2 separate regions of the Mus musculus genome follow, and region 2 is linked to region 1. The links are chromatin contacts, found by POLR2A ChIA-PET in ENCODE. All regions are on one chromosome and are shown on one strand. Each heading gives the region's core, a stretch centred on a gene start or an enhancer-like site at or near the end of the contact. The rest is flanking DNA. Distances are from core to core; before and after follow the strand shown.

Evidence for each region. ChIA-PET counts read pairs that join two places held with the same protein, here RNA polymerase II (POLR2A).
Region 2: POLR2A ChIA-PET joins it to region 1 with 50 read pairs in embryonic stem cell. The contact joins the enhancer-like site here to the promoter of Cyba in region 1. POLR2A ChIA-PET finds 5 or more read pairs at or near these places in 4 of 5 experiments (Patski and embryonic stem cell).

The regions. Positions count from the first base shown.
Region 1 is chr8:122,429,632-122,437,005 of GRCm38, forward strand. Cyba (cytochrome b-245, alpha polypeptide) reads right to left here and starts at 3,309. Exons shown (of 6, transcript NM_007806.3): 1 at 3,179-3,309. The coding sequence starts at 3,236. Mvd (mevalonate (diphospho) decarboxylase) reads right to left here. Exons shown (of 10, transcript NM_138656.2): 8 at 6,843-6,958; 9 at 5,173-5,281; 10 at 3,965-4,544. The coding sequence ends at 4,464.
Region 2 is chr8:122,520,026-122,527,399 of GRCm38, forward strand. The region is part of intron 1 of Piezo1 (piezo-type mechanosensitive ion channel component 1); the gene reads right to left. It overlaps Gm26497 (a small nuclear RNA gene), which reads right to left and starts at 649; the gene lies at 543-649. Within about 2 kb of position 4,071, at least 1 of the 3 ENCODE cell types and tissues checked has a DNase peak (open chromatin) inside an H3K27ac peak, as active enhancers do.

The DNA of each region.
Region 1 (7,374 bases), core at 2,059-4,558:
AAAATTAATTCTCCCAGATCTTTAAGGCTACTTATCGCAAGATTCCTCGCGGCTGTGGGTGGGCCCTAGGAAGCTCCGCTTTGCTTTTGCTCCCTAACTTGTTTCTCATCTGGCAGTTTCTGTCCTCTCTCTCGACCATCAGCTCATCTCTGGATTCAGTTTCCCTCTCGCTACGGCAACATCCGCTAGCCACCACTGCACAGAGGCTCGGTAGCTGAAACACAGCAGGATCTTGCCAGCGGAGATGTATTCTTTTCTCAATATCCGATTATCACTGCACCGTCTCCTGGCATCCACGATAGGTCTGGGAACTCTAGCCTGGTAGTAACCCATGACTTTTTCTCTCTTTGTCTAATTTCACTTTCGTGGATCCAAGGAGGGATTTGTTTCCATTCGTTCTGGAAAAAAAAAAGACTTCTTTTTCTCTTCAGCCTAAAGTCTCCTCATCTCTGGGCAGTGCTTGCGAAGCCTCCAAGCCCTCCCCCACACTGGGGAACTCAGCGTCTCACATGCTCGCCCTTCTTGTACAACGTGTGACACAACTTCTGTGTAGAAAGCTCCACGTCTGTGTGGTTCCTCTTGGCTTCCTTCTGTTTCCTTCTTCAAGGTGATACATTCGCAGTGTACCCACTACCATCAAGAGCTGATCGGTGTGTGTGTCTACAAAATTCCCTTTCTCAGATCCAGGTGGCCATTTATCTCCTTTGACATTCAAGAACACGGGTCCCTCTTTCCAGTGGGACCAGCCCCCCTGCCCAGTGGGTGCCGACTCCTCACAGGGTTCACTTCCTCAAACGGTGAGTGTGACCTCATGCCAATAGGGTGTTAATCCCACAGCCACCCATAGGCCTACTTGAGGTCTCTAGTTTCTGCATCTGTGGGTGGAGGCAGCCTCACCCCTACACCCTCCTCAGGCCCAGGTCTCAGGCTTTGGCTGTTTGGGATCCCTGGCAGCAACAGCTCTTGGCAGCTGGAGGGACTGATGCTCTATGACAATCTTGCTAGGGTGCTGACTCCTGCCTTCTTCAGTACGAAGACCCTGGAGCAGCCTCAGGAAAAGCTTCCATGCTGTTCTGGACATCCCCAGACTCCAGGTCCCTCTCCCACTCTTTAAATAGTATTGGTGTTTTGCTATGCTGGGCTTGAAGCTCGGCTACATATTAACCTTCCTGTTTTGCTGGTCAGCTTTAAGGGTGCACTCTGCAGGAGGGAAGGGTACTTTGTCACACATTCACTCGGCCTGCTACCCATAGTCCTTAGGGACTCATGTCCTCACTGTGAGCTTCTGCTACACTGACCACCATGAGTGGGAGGGGTCATTCTTTACCCAACAGGGAGACCCAAGGACTGATTCTCAAGCCCCTGGCTTGCTGAAGTGATACACTGTAACAGAGGGTTCAATCCCAGGGAAGCCCACTATCTGAGGTTGATGTCTCAGCAGGTGGCATCTGAGTCAAGACTGAAAAGGAGGCATCAGCTGTGACCCCAGCCAATTGTACAAAAAGCCCCCCCCCCCCGCCCCCCTCCCCGTGCACATTCAGGAAACTCAGAGACAGAGAAGGAGCAACCTAGCAAGGAAGGCAGGAAGAGCCCAGGAGACAAGCAGGGGGGTCAGGAACGGGCTTTCGTCTTGAGATGGAGCCAGGTAATGGGGCCAGAACAGATGGAATTTTCTGTGATTTAGAAAAAAACAAAATAGGGGGCTGGAGAGATGGCTCAGGGATTAGTAGCGAGGGTTGCTCTCCAAGGGACCTGAGTGGGGTTCTCAGCACCCGCATCAGGCAGTTCAGAGCCACCCGTATGTAACACCAGCTCCATGGGTTCCAATACCCTCTTCTAGCCTTTGTCTGCAAGCGCCCCCGCACTTACACACATGGCCAGACACACACACAATCTGAAAAAAATCAAATGTTAAAAAAACAAAAGGAAACAAAGTACATCCCTGTTGATTGGACCTAGACAGTTCAGAACCTTCCCAGGACAGTTGTGCTTTCCCGTAAAAAGAAAAGTTAGCGGAAGTCACACTCGGTGGAGAAAGTAAGTGGCCACAGCCTGTGACTCCTCAGCACAGGAGACTTGTGTCAGCCTGAACACCCTGAACAATTAGCTGAGGCAGTACATAGAGACCTTAGCACACACGAGGACAGGAGACACTGCATGGACAGCGCTCGCCAGGTCTTCCCACCCTTAGGTGTGTCTGGCACCCCCACTTCCTGGAGGTAACTTTTGAAACCGTCCATAGTGGTCACAGGACAAACCACTACTGGCAGGAGGCTGGGAAGGGTAAGAAGGGAGACTGCAGGTGGGGGAGGGGCGCCATTTTCAAAAGGTTGGGGTTGCAAGGCCTTCCACGGGAGCTTCCAGCGTGGGCTGGGGGAGATTTCTCTATCACCTCTTCGATGCGCTATTCCCGGGTGAGTGGAGGGGGGTCTGGGCCATCCTCCCTGCCCTGGCAGGTCTTTTCTGGCTCCCTTCGGCTTTGAGGCATGTCTGCAGTTTCTAGTCTCAGGCCTGCTGCTCATGGTCTGGTCTATTAGGTTCCTTTCCTGGTACAGTGAAGCCCAGGGGTCCCACTGCCCCTTGGCAAACCTCCCAGACAAGCTGAACTGTTCAAGCCACGGCCAGTGTCAACCTGACTAAAGACTAGTGTCCTGCATCTTAACTCGGCAGGCCATCAGGGCTAAGATCACTCTGAGGGGTGTCCAGACTCTTGTGAAATAGTTTCTGCGCACACTTCGCTTGTGGGATGGAGCCGATTGCTCCTCTAGGATGAGCTTAGCTCCTATCCCAGGCCCCTCGGGGAGAAGCCGGAGCCCGAGTGACCTCAAGGCCAGAGTCCCAACTCCTGGCCAAGTGGGCTGTGCGCAGAAGAGGGTCTTCCGGGGGTTTTCCTAACCAGGCGGGAAACCACCGAGTGAATGTCTCTTCCCCAGCTGTAAGCAACTTCCTCCTCTGAGGTCCCAGCGCGGACCCAACAGGGTGCAGGGCGGGGTCGCCTCTAGAACAGGCGGCCGAGCACGGCCTGCAGCGGCCACCGCCCGTCCTGTGCCCGGAGGCCCCGGTAGGTCTCTCCGAGGATCCGCGCTTTGAGGTCCGCAGAACCAGCCCGAGCCCTGCTTCCCCCGCGGTGCCCCACGGGTCCTGAGCAACCCCTCCACCCGCAGCCCACCTCACTCACTCAGGCCAGACGCCAGCGCCTGTTCGTTGGCCCACATGGCCCACTCGATCTGCCCCATGACGAGGACCCTGCGCACACGCAGCAGCCCGGTCCAACTCTGCAGCCCACTTCGCAAGTCCTCACTGATCGGCCCGCCCCCTGCTCAGGCCCCGCCCTGTCGGGCTGTGCCCCAGAGGCCTCCTCTGCACCTTCCCTTTGAGCCTTGGTGGGTGGGACAGTCTCCCCATCGACCTCTCTCTCCAGCTGGAAAGTACCAGGGCCACTTGTGACTGCTTGTGACTTGTGACCGTACCCCCCCAGGGCCAGAGGCGTAAGTCACTTCATCCACCTGCTCCTCTAGTTATCAGATAAAGGCTGCTCCCTAAAAGGAGATGAGGTTACTTCCGACCCACTGTGAGCTGGGGCAGGTGTGTGTCCTGGGTCACGTGACTACGGGGTGGGGGTAGGGGACCATAGTGTGCAAGGCTGGGAAAACCCAGAAAGCAGGGGACAGAACACCGGAACACCGTTGTTCTGTTGTCTCTTTCCTCTGGCCTAGACCAGCTCCAGCAGCTGTTGCATGTATGCTGGGGTATGACTTAGGGTGGTCACAAGGTGGCAGGAGACTCTCACGGGGCTGGCTTGTGGGCAGTGGGAAGTGTTCCTGGCAGGACCCACTTCAGCCCCCACCTCTCCACTACATAGGGAAACAAGACTGAACTCAATGGCGGGTAGGACCCAGCAGATCAGTAGACCAGAGACCCTAAAGCGCTGGTTTAGGAAGAAAGAAGAAAGCACAGCCCACACGGGCAGGCAGGAACAGCACACTTTATTCCTGTGGTCCTCAGGTCCACTGACTGCACCCTCATGAGGCACCCACACACACAATGGACCCTACCTGTGGGCTCGACAGCCCCTACCCTCACCAGGAGGCTTTATAAAGAAACTGTGGCCTGAGTCTCAGCAGAGAGGCACCGCTGTCTGAGCCATCACGCTTAGATGGTTACTGAGGCCCTCAGAGCATCTTGGGGGAGGGGGGAGGCACCGACTCCCCATCCCTGATGAGCAGCTGTCTGGAGTGCTGGAAGGTCCATCGAGTGGGTCAGCTAGCCCTTCAGAAACCAGCGGGGAACCGGAGGCACTTGAGAGGGGTTCCCGTGATCGCCTAGATGGCTGCCCATCACACTCGACATCCCCCAGTATAATCGATCATCAAGCAGCCCTTCAGGAGAGGCTGACCAGCAGGCCAGCTCCCGAGTTCCAGTGGGCAACCCCTTTCTCCAAATGGCACTGGACGTGGAAGAGGTCAAAGGTCCCGTTGTGGCAGTCCATCCTGGCCTAGCAGATGATCATGAGTGTCGTCTAGGACTTGAGGTCCTGGTCCGACCTGGGGGGAGAAAAATCAGTGTCCAGTCATGGGGTGCGGCAGTAGCCGCTGCTCCGGAGACTTTACAGGTCAGAGACTCTAAGGCAGGATTAGATTGGGGGGGGTGGTGAGACACGGGTGGGTCCCTTCGTGGTAAGTCCACACCAGCTTGCGCAGGATGAGCCTCTCAAGCTGCCTGGGGTTCCATTCCGGGCTAGATTGTGGGGATCTTAGTGACCCTCATCTCGTGTGAAAGGAGGGACCCAGAGCAAGCCTCTTTGAGCAGGATCAGGAGACGCGGGGATGCTGGCGTGCTTGTGGTGGGTTACATCCTGAGAGCAGATTCCCAGGGACCCCAACATCTACCTCTCCTGGCAAGTGACTGCTTTTTATCATCTTTCTGTCCAGAGTACATAACCCTCACATCCCGCCCCCGCTCTCCTCTACGAGTTGTCCCTAAATGACCACTGAGGGGAAATGAGTAAACCAGACAGTGTCCAATGACTCTGAGCCTAAGAACGCCATGTGGCTACTTCCGTGCCGTGGCTGATGTGGGCTTCTGCCTCCGCCCTGAGACACAGTGGGGGAGGCTTGGATCCTCCCTCCCTCCGGCAGGTAAGGGGGTGCCTGCCGTGTGTACTGGCCTCACCTGAGTGGCAATGATGTACTGGACCCCACCAGGGCTGGGCTCCACCGCCAGCGCGGCCTTCAGCTCATCAGAGAGAAGAACAGGTGCCACCTGCAGCCCCTTTAGGAACCTGGGGAAGAAGGCAGAAGCGTGTTCATGAAGTTGTGCACGGAAAGCCCAGAAGAGCAGCTCCTCAGATACGGTGGTCTGGGTGGGCTAGGGATGGCGCGGGTGAGGAGCGCAGGGGTCTACTAGGAGGGAGGGTTTTTTTTTTGTTTTTTTAGGGATCATGAGAAGATGGAGAAGTGGCCCACACATTCACATTCAGACCAGTCTCAGAAGATAGACCCATGCCAGGAAGAGACAAGAAACCACACACTCAGCTGGGCGTGGTGGCACACGCCTTTAATCCCAGCACTCAGGAGGCAGAGGCAGGTGGATTTCTGAGTTCGAGGCCAGCCTGGTCTACAGAGTGAGTTCCAGGACAGCCAGGTCTATACAGAGAAAACCCTGTCTCGAAAAACCAAAAAAAGAAAAAAAAAAAAGAAACCACATACTCACAGGTTCAGACTTGTTCGGTATGGAAGAAACTGGGGCTTTGCTTAAATCCCCCACTTCAAATTTATGAGGTACCGAACCTGCTCATCAGAGTGCCTCATGCATTGATTTCCTAGTAAAACTCACTTGTGGGCTAGAACGGTGGCTCAGAGATTGAGAACACTCTTGCAGGGATCCCGGGTCAGGTGCCCAGCACCTACATGGCAGCCCACAACCATGTGTGACTCCAGTTCCGGTGGCTATGATGCCCTCTTCTGGCTGTTAAGGGTACTGCACACACACATGGAGAACTAACTTTTTTTTGTTGTTTAAAGATTTAATTATTTATCTTTATGTATGTGTGTGCACTGCAGCTGTCTTCAGACACAGCAGAAGAGGACATCGGATCACATTACAGGTAGTTGTGAGCCACCACGTGGTTGCTGGGATTTGAACTCAGGACCTCCAGGAGAGCAGTCAGTGCTCTTAACCAGTGAGCCATCTCACCAGACCCAGCATTAACATTCACGCAGGCAAAATACTCAGACACATTAAAAAAAAGTCTTAAAATATTTTAAATAAATAAATAAAGCTCAAGTCAGTTTTTGCTGAAGCAGGGCCCCTGGGCTTCTAGGGATATTATTCTCCTTAAAAACAAAAATTTTGTTTTTCCCTGGGTGGTGGTGATGCACACACCTTTCATTCCAGCACTCGGGAGGCAGAGATAGATGTTTGGGGCCAGTCTGATCTACAGAGTAAGTTCCAGCACATCTGGGGCTACACAGAGAAACTCGTGAAACAAAACAAAACAAAACAAAACCCCAAAAATCAGAATTTTTTTTTTTTTAAATTCAGCTTTTTGAGATAGGGTGTCACACTGTAGCCCAGGCTGGCTTGGGACTGAGCTCCTGAGCAGATGTGAGGCACCTCACCCAGCTGAGATGTCATTTCTTAGAAGGGGGATGTGGCATTTGTTCACACACCCACGACGTGTGGCTACCAGGAGAGTTTCAATGTTGCCGCGTGCACGTGCAGTGGCTGTGTCCCCACGGGATGATCCGTGTGCCTGAGAGCACTGCACTTAGCGCTGTGACTACCATATATTTCTAGAATGTTCTGTGCCTCTCAATTCGGGAAGGAGGGTACACACTCACTTGTCTCCATTGGCTGCAGGGGGAAAGCTGTGTCTTACAGCTGCCACAAACTCAGCCACAGTGTCCTCCAGAGTGAAGATCACAGCGTTGGGGCCAGCATCAAATGTGTATGCCACCTGGAACCAAAGCGTGTCTGTCTCCAACTCTTAGCTCGGCACCCTTGGCTCTGACCCTCTACCTGCTGGGGGACCTAGGGTCTCCCAGAGCTGTATGGAGCCCATGCAATCAAACCAAGGAGTGGTATCAACCAGGCACCCTGGTGTGAGTCACCTCTGCCTGGAGTTCAGGGACAGGCTACCAGGCTTCGAATTGGGCAAGACACAGAAACTTAGAACAAGCCAGAACTGTCGGGTGGAGCTTGTCTGTGCCGTGTCAGCAAGGTCCTAAGGCCCTGGCCACCCGCACCCTCTTCAGTAATGCTGGTGGCTGCAGCGGTGGGAGGGAGCACTGGCGGCGGCGGCGGCAGCAGCGGTGGCCGCCCACGTTCCCCACAGCCGGCCCTCTGTATGCCTGCACCTCCCCCCACGCCCTG
Region 2 (7,374 bases), core at 2,821-5,320, 91 kb after region 1:
GCAGGCCTGGAGGACCCAACTGAAAACTTGCCCTTCCTTTTTCCTCCTCTGTAAAAAGCACCAAAGGACTGTTGTCAAAGAAAAAAAGAAAAGAAAAGATAGGGGGCCTGGTACTGTGTGTCCAACCTGGAGGACAGGGAGGCTGAGTAAAAGTGTGGGGGGGGGGGCAGGGAGGGCTTTGGGTGTGTCTAGGACAGTAAGTGACTTTCATCCACCTTTCCCTACACCCGCAGAGGGTCTCGGAAGCAGGGAAGTTTAGAGCTGTTCCACATGAGTGTCACAGAGGCCGCCAACCCCAGAAGATGCCTTAGGGAGGCCTGGCCAGCTAGCCCAACTATCTCTATGTCCCTAAACAGCAGGGTGGGATATGGGGGTGGGGGAGGAAGAGGGAAATGTCCCCTCCACCCCCGGCTTCATGCCTGTAACCCTGGCTGCATCCCCAGGCAGGGTTTCCTCCCATTGTCAGTCAAGGGACAGTGGTGTCCACAGCTTCAGGACGGGTGGGGGCCTGATTTCTTTTTTCTTTTCTTTTTTTTTTTTTTTAAAATATGGAATGCCTCGCGAATTTGGGTATTATCCTTGCGCAGGGGCCATGCTAATCTTCTCTGTATCATTCCACTTTTAGTATATATGCTGCCGAAGCGAGCACGCGGGCCTGATTTCTTGCCTACCATTTAAGATCTTTACTGTAGGCCCCCATGGGACCACCCAGCCTGGCGGGCTTCCTGTTGCTCTTCTACAAGCCAATGCGCTATCTGTGGCTCACCCTTGGCTGGGTCAGTACCCTGGCCTCTGTCTCTCCTGCGGCCTATCTCCTTCGTGACTGGTTTTCCTCCAGCCTTTGCAGGGGACAGCATTCAGAAAACAAGCAGCTCACTGCCACCGGACCAGTGTCCTGGACCTGCAAGAGGCGAGTAGCCTGGCAACCAGAGTAACAATGTCAGCAAGAGTCTTTGTGTCCACCAGTATGAGTCCACGGGGAGTATAGCACCAGGGACCCCACAGATGCTGGGACATGCCCTGCAACACTGATCCTGCAAGATACCCAGATTCCTCCTGACTGATTGGCAACCACAGACAAGCCCCATCTCCCTCAGATTGCTCAGCTGTACCTCAAGAGTCCCACTGTCCCTATCTGTGGAGCTCCTGCAGGCACACTAGATACAGCACCTGAGAGGTGACACATACTTCTGAACAAAAGAGAGAGACGCGGGGCTGAAGAGGTGGCTCAGTGGTTAGAACACTGGTTGCTCTTCCAGAGGACCAGAGTTCAATTCCCAGCAACCACATGGCAGCTTACTACTTTCTGTCCTTCCAGTTCCAGGGGACCTAACATCCTCACATAGACATACACCCAGGCAAAATATCAATGCAATTAAATAGATAAATAAAATTTTTTAAAGATTTATTTATTTATTTTATATATGTGAGCACACTGTAGCTGAATAGATGGTTGTGAGTCTTCATGTGGTTGTTGAGAATTGATTTTTTTTTTTTTTTTTTTTTTTTGAGACAGGGTTTCTCTGTATAGTCCTGGCTGTCCTGGAACTCACTTTGTAGACCAGGGTGGCCTTGAACTCAGAAATTCTCCTGCCTCTGCCTCCTGAGTGCTGGGATTAAAGGCGTGCACCACCACGCCCGGCTATTGATTTTTCTTTTTTCTTTTTTTTTTTTAAGGACCTCTGCTCACTCCAGTCAACTTTATTCACTCAATCCCTGCTTGCTTGCTCCGGCCCAAAGATTTATTTATTATTATACATAAGTACACTGTAGCTAACTTCAGATGTACCAGAAGAGGATATCAGAACTCATTATGGGTGGTTGTGAACCACCATGTAGTTGCTGGGATTTGAACTCAGGACCTTCAGAAGAGCAGTCAGTGCTCTTAACTACTGAGCCATGTCTTCAGCCCAATAAGAACTTTTATTGAAAATAAACAAACATAACCAAGAACCTGCCCATATATCTGATCTTTGTAAAGAGATAGGAAGGCTCTGAGGGTCCACATGATCTCTGTATGAGGGGGCCCAGAGTCATCTTACGAATACCTCTCTGAAATGGCTTGTTTGGTGTGTCAACTTGACACAAGAGTCATCAGAGCAGAAGGAGCCTCAGTTGAAGAAATATCTCCATGAGATATAGTTGCAGGGGATTTTCTAAATCATTGATTGATGGAGGAGGGCCCAGCCCATTGTGAGTGAGGCCATCCCTGGGCTGGTGGTCCTGGGTTCTATAAAAAAGCAGGCTGAGCAAGCCATGGGGAGCAAGCCAGTAAGCAGCACCCTCCATGGCCTCTGCATCAGGTCCTGCTCCAGGTTCCTGTCCTGCTTGGAGCTTCTCCAGTGAAAGCTGAATAAACCCTTTCCTCCCCAGCTTGCTTTATGGCCATGGTGTTTTGTGGCAGCAATAAAAACCATAGCTAAGGAGGGCTGTGGTGGCGTACGCCTTTAATCCCAGCACTCGGGAGGCAGAGGCAAGCAGATTTCTGAGCTTGAGCCCAGCCTGGTCTACAGAGTGAGTTCCAGGACAGCCAGGGCTACACAGAGAAACCCTGTCTCAAAACTCAAAACAAAACAACAAAGAGTTTAAACTTGACATCTCCTTTCTCATAAGAAGAATGCTGCCACACATTACCACAATCACAGAAGTGAAGGGCAGGGAGGGCCACAAGCTATCTTCCTCCCAGAGCATACAGAGGTTACCAGATTAGACACCTAGTTGGGCCTGGTGCCTCAGGCCTGGGATCTCAGCTACACAGGATGCTGAGGCAGGAGGATCCCAAGTTCCAGCCTGGCCTGGGATACTCAGCAAGACCTTGTTGTCTCAAAATAAAAAATAAAAATGGCTAGAGGCCAGGTGTGGCAGTGCACGCTTACCCTGGAAGCACTTGGGAGGCCAAGGCCGGAGGAGCTGGTGGGCGGAGAATCAGGTGAGGTCACCCTCAGCTGCCTAGGGAATTCAAGGACAGCGGAGGTCACACAAGACCTGACAGGAGGTGTGACCTAGTGCCTCTGTGATAGACCACTTGCCTAACATGTATGAAATTCTAGGATCAACGACCACAAAATACCTAAGTATATCAACCACACTAAACCCGGATCTTCAGCTCTAGGGAAGCGCCCTGCTAGATCCTGCCCTCTGCCATCCCCAGATGGCTGCATGAAGTACAAAGGAGGGGACCAGATAACTGCTGCTGAGCAGGACAGCTGCAGGACTGGGGGGTGGGGTCCTGACCCACACCCTAGCTGCTCCCTGCCACCCGTTGGGATTCCGGGTCTCCTGCCTGCCTTATTTGGCCTGGGCTGCAACTATAAACACTTCTGGGTGAGATTTCGGCCAGTGGGTGGGGCCAGGCAGAGGAGGAAGAGGAAGGAGGAGAATTCCAGCAGCAGCTAGAAGCTGCGCGCTGGGAGTCCGGAGTCAATGAAGCCTAGTGGCCACACCTGCCACCCCCCAGGAAGGCTGAAAGCAAAAACTTAAGCCAAACCAGGCCCAGAAGGCTCTGGCCAATCCCCCTTCCTGGAAGAGGAGGGTTGGTACAGTCAGCTGAGGGCACATGAGGAAGCCAGCTGCCCGGACTTGTTCCTAAAGCTTGGGACTAAGGCTCCTAGACTGGGTTAGCCTGGGCAGTGTGGCTGGATATCTTAGCACCTTTGATCAGGCCCAGGTGCAGCCAGCAGGAAAGAGGGTCAGTCAAGCCTAAGGTGCATTTTGCTCCTTTGAAGCTGTCCTCACTTGTCACTTCTACAGCCCCAGGGAGACACTGAGCCTGGCAGCCATGCGAAGTCATGGTAATTTCAGCGCTAGCCACCGTCTGTTCAGATACATCCAATCTGGCTGGCCCCTTCTCCGAGTTATTCCTGATCTGCTGGAGACAGGAAAGGCAAGGGGGTTGAGGATGCCTAGCTGACGGACGCCCACCTCTTCAGGCTCCAAAGCCGACGTGAAGCGCAGGGACAGTTTCAAAGCACATTGTGGATACAGAGCTCTAATCGGATCTGTTTCCTTCTGTTAGAGAAGAAAGTGATGCCCCTTGTGGGAGACAGACAAGAGCAGTCAGGAGGGCGTGTGGACCAGTCCTGGCTGATCGAGGAGAGGGGTCGAGTCGGGAGCTGCCTCAGCCTGAAGCAGCCGGGGTTGGGAGAGGCACAGGGACTTCATTTTACCTACTTGGAGCCCGGCCAAACTGCCTGGGCTCTGGGAGCACTTGGAGCATTTAATTACCATAGTGTTGGGGGTTTAATTAGTGCGACGCGTCTGGGAACCGTGGTTTCACGGCTCAGCTGACCTGCATGGGGTGGGTCGAGTCATTCTGGCTCTCTCTCTCAACACCGAGGGTGGCCTGGTAGCCATAATACCAGTAAGAGAACCCATGGACACATAGTCACATACTCCCATCTGAACAGCTAGTCAACTTTTATGTTTCCCTCAGCCCACAGTGACCTTGTCATACTTTGAGGAAGTCGCAGAGCAAGAGGGGACAGGCTGAGATGAGGTAGGTTATACAGGTAACAAACAGGAGGTAAGGCTGAATATGGACGCCCGGAGGAGGTGGGAGGGAGGGATGCCCACTGCCCAGCGAGCTGGACATGGCCCGCAAGGCACTGTGGTTCCTCGGCTCTCGGCTTCTCCCTAACTTGGAGCAACTCCACAGTATCCACTCCTAGCAGAGCAGGTCAGAGGTGCTGAAGGCAGTGAATGCCCAGAAGACCAGCAGGAAATGGCTTGGTGCTGAGCCCTGGCTCTCAACCAGGGCTGCATCAGGCAAAGAGATCAAGGATGGATGATACAGCTACTGCTGGCACCAGAGACAAGCTGGCAGAGGGATGCTTGCCTCCCACCCCAAACTTCTCAGGACAGCCCAGAGACCAGAGACAGAGAAGACACGAGGAGAAACTCAATCCGACCGTGACAGGTCCTCTTCCCAGCAGATGCTGCGTTGGTCCCAGTTAGTCAGTCAGCTAACTAACTGGGGACCCTGCTCACAGTCTCCCCCCCTAAACAACCCACAATGCCTATCACACAGAGGCACAGTCTGTACTCTATGCGAGTCGCTTGGAGGTATGAGACTGAAGCCACCCAAAGCTGACCTACCCACAGGCGACAACTATCAACAAAAGAGGAGAGAACTCAGGGTACAGGGTGGGCCCCATTCCGTATCAGCCATCCCCACCCACTCCTCCCTGGAGGGAGGAAGCCAGACCTATCTGCAGCCATCTCTACTGGCTGTCACAGGTAAACAGGCCGGGTAGCACATGGGCAGGGCCCTGGGAAGTACATGGGTGCAGAAAATAGTCCCTATCCCATTTGGGAGGGAGTTGGCCCGCAGAACTGTCCCTCCTGAAGGTGACACCCTCCTCACAGACCACTTGGAGCTCAGAGGGTCTTCGCCCTCAGCAGGAAGCTGAAGAAGGGGCTGGTCCTGGCCCTGTATACTGTGTACCACTGACAAATTTAGCCTCGGACTGGGAGTTCTTCCCTTAATACACCGTGAGCTCTCCAGAGCCTGGAGCAAGTCTGGTGAGCCGCTCGCAGAGCCTCCACCAGGGTCAGTCCTGTCCACTTCCCTGACCACATGTTACCTCTCCCCAGATCGTAGCTACTCAAGAGCTCCCACTAACTGGAGTAAATTGTGTATCCAGGTCTCCCAGCTGAGCTGTGAAGGGCACGGGCTGAGCTGTGAAGCCACCACGTGGCTTACACAGGGAGGAGAAGCAACGGCCTAGCAAACCACGGAAGGCTTTCCTAGGTAGAGCCTCCCTTTCCCTACCCAATGCCTGCCATCTGTCAGATGAGGGAAACTGAGGCACTGTGGGCACGGCCCCTCCACAGCTTCACCTACTCCTCTAGACACTACATCTGTCTGGAGAAAAACAAAACAAAACAAAAACCAAACAAGCCAAACAAAAGAACCGGGCCAGGGCATGATCAGTTTCTTGATCCACTAGCAACAAGCACACATATGCCTTGGGCTCTTTCCTAGGAGCACAGAGACCCTGAGACCCCACTACAGACATCCCAGTGCGGGACGTTCACACCGCTCCCAGGTGACTGTGGTCAGTGGTCAATTGCAATTCTCCCACTAGAGCCATCTGAGAGTACCTCAGAGGTTGCCATGGAAGAGGCAAACTGAAGCAGGGTGGCCATAGACCCTGCCCCAGGACCTGAGTATGGGTGTGGGACCTGATGTCACCCAGAGTTCCACGTTATGATTCAAACCTGCCCAGTGCCCAGCTGGTAAATTGCAGCCAACAGGATGAAGCCAGCACGGTAGCTCTTGAATGTTCAGAGATGACATAGTTGGGTTCCAGGTCCCTCAGGGGCTTTGTGACTGCCAGTCTGAGCATGTAAGAGGCTCCTTAGTGAGCCGGCCAGGCTCCAAACTCAGGGTGAGCCCCTGAGTCTCTATAAACCTGGGAAAGACATCTCTGGCCTTACCTCTTCTCTCAAAGGATGGGGGTGCTCTAACAAGACAAGTGGGGTGGGGAGCATCCCCTGGACAAAGCACTGAGCAACCCCAGTCACTTGCTGAGAAAGGAATAGGTTACCACAGGCAATTTCCCTACAGAGTGGACAGCACATTCCAGAAGCCTCTTGAACCACACTGATTAGCATGGAAGGGCTGGCCTTTCGCTCTGCTCTGCGTAAACAACCCAGCTCCTGACCTGAAGGCACTGCCCCCAGAATTCCAAGCTGCCAGAAGGCAGGATTCCTCACTGCCAGCTAAGCAGGGTACCTGAAGAGGGTGGAGAGGCTTCGGAAACCTAGACTACACTCTGCAGTGCCTGGCCCACCCCCCTGGACCTCTCTGAGCCAGACTAGTTCCTCTGTCACCACAGCTCCACGCTCATATTCTGAGGCTGTGGCACAAGTCTGGGCCCCACAATTCTCACAGCGGAAACCTCCCTGAGACTGACACTCAACAGTGTCTCTCAGAACTGCACTAGTGAGACTGCTCTGGCCTCAGACAAGAGCAGCGGCTCCCTTTCCTCCAGAGAGGGCACTGGCCCACTGGCACTGCCCTGGCCCAGGCTGTGGAAGTCACAAAAGAATGTCTACAGCTCTAACCCCGGATACCTGCAGCCCAGAGGGAGCTTGCCCACAATGGCAGGAAGAACACTAGACCACAAATAGGTCAGTATGAGATCCAGATCTGCCACAAATACAGGTCAGGTGTGGCTGTGCGCACCTGTCATGTTGGCACTAGGGAAGTTGAGGCAGGAGGATTGTTGTGAGTTTAAGGCTAGCCTAGTCTACATGGAAAGTGCCAAGCAAGCTTGGGATACAAAGTGAGACCCAGTCCCCAAACAAACAAAAACAATACAGGTAACCTCGATACCCAGGATAGACTGGTTCTGGGACCCTTGAATGCAG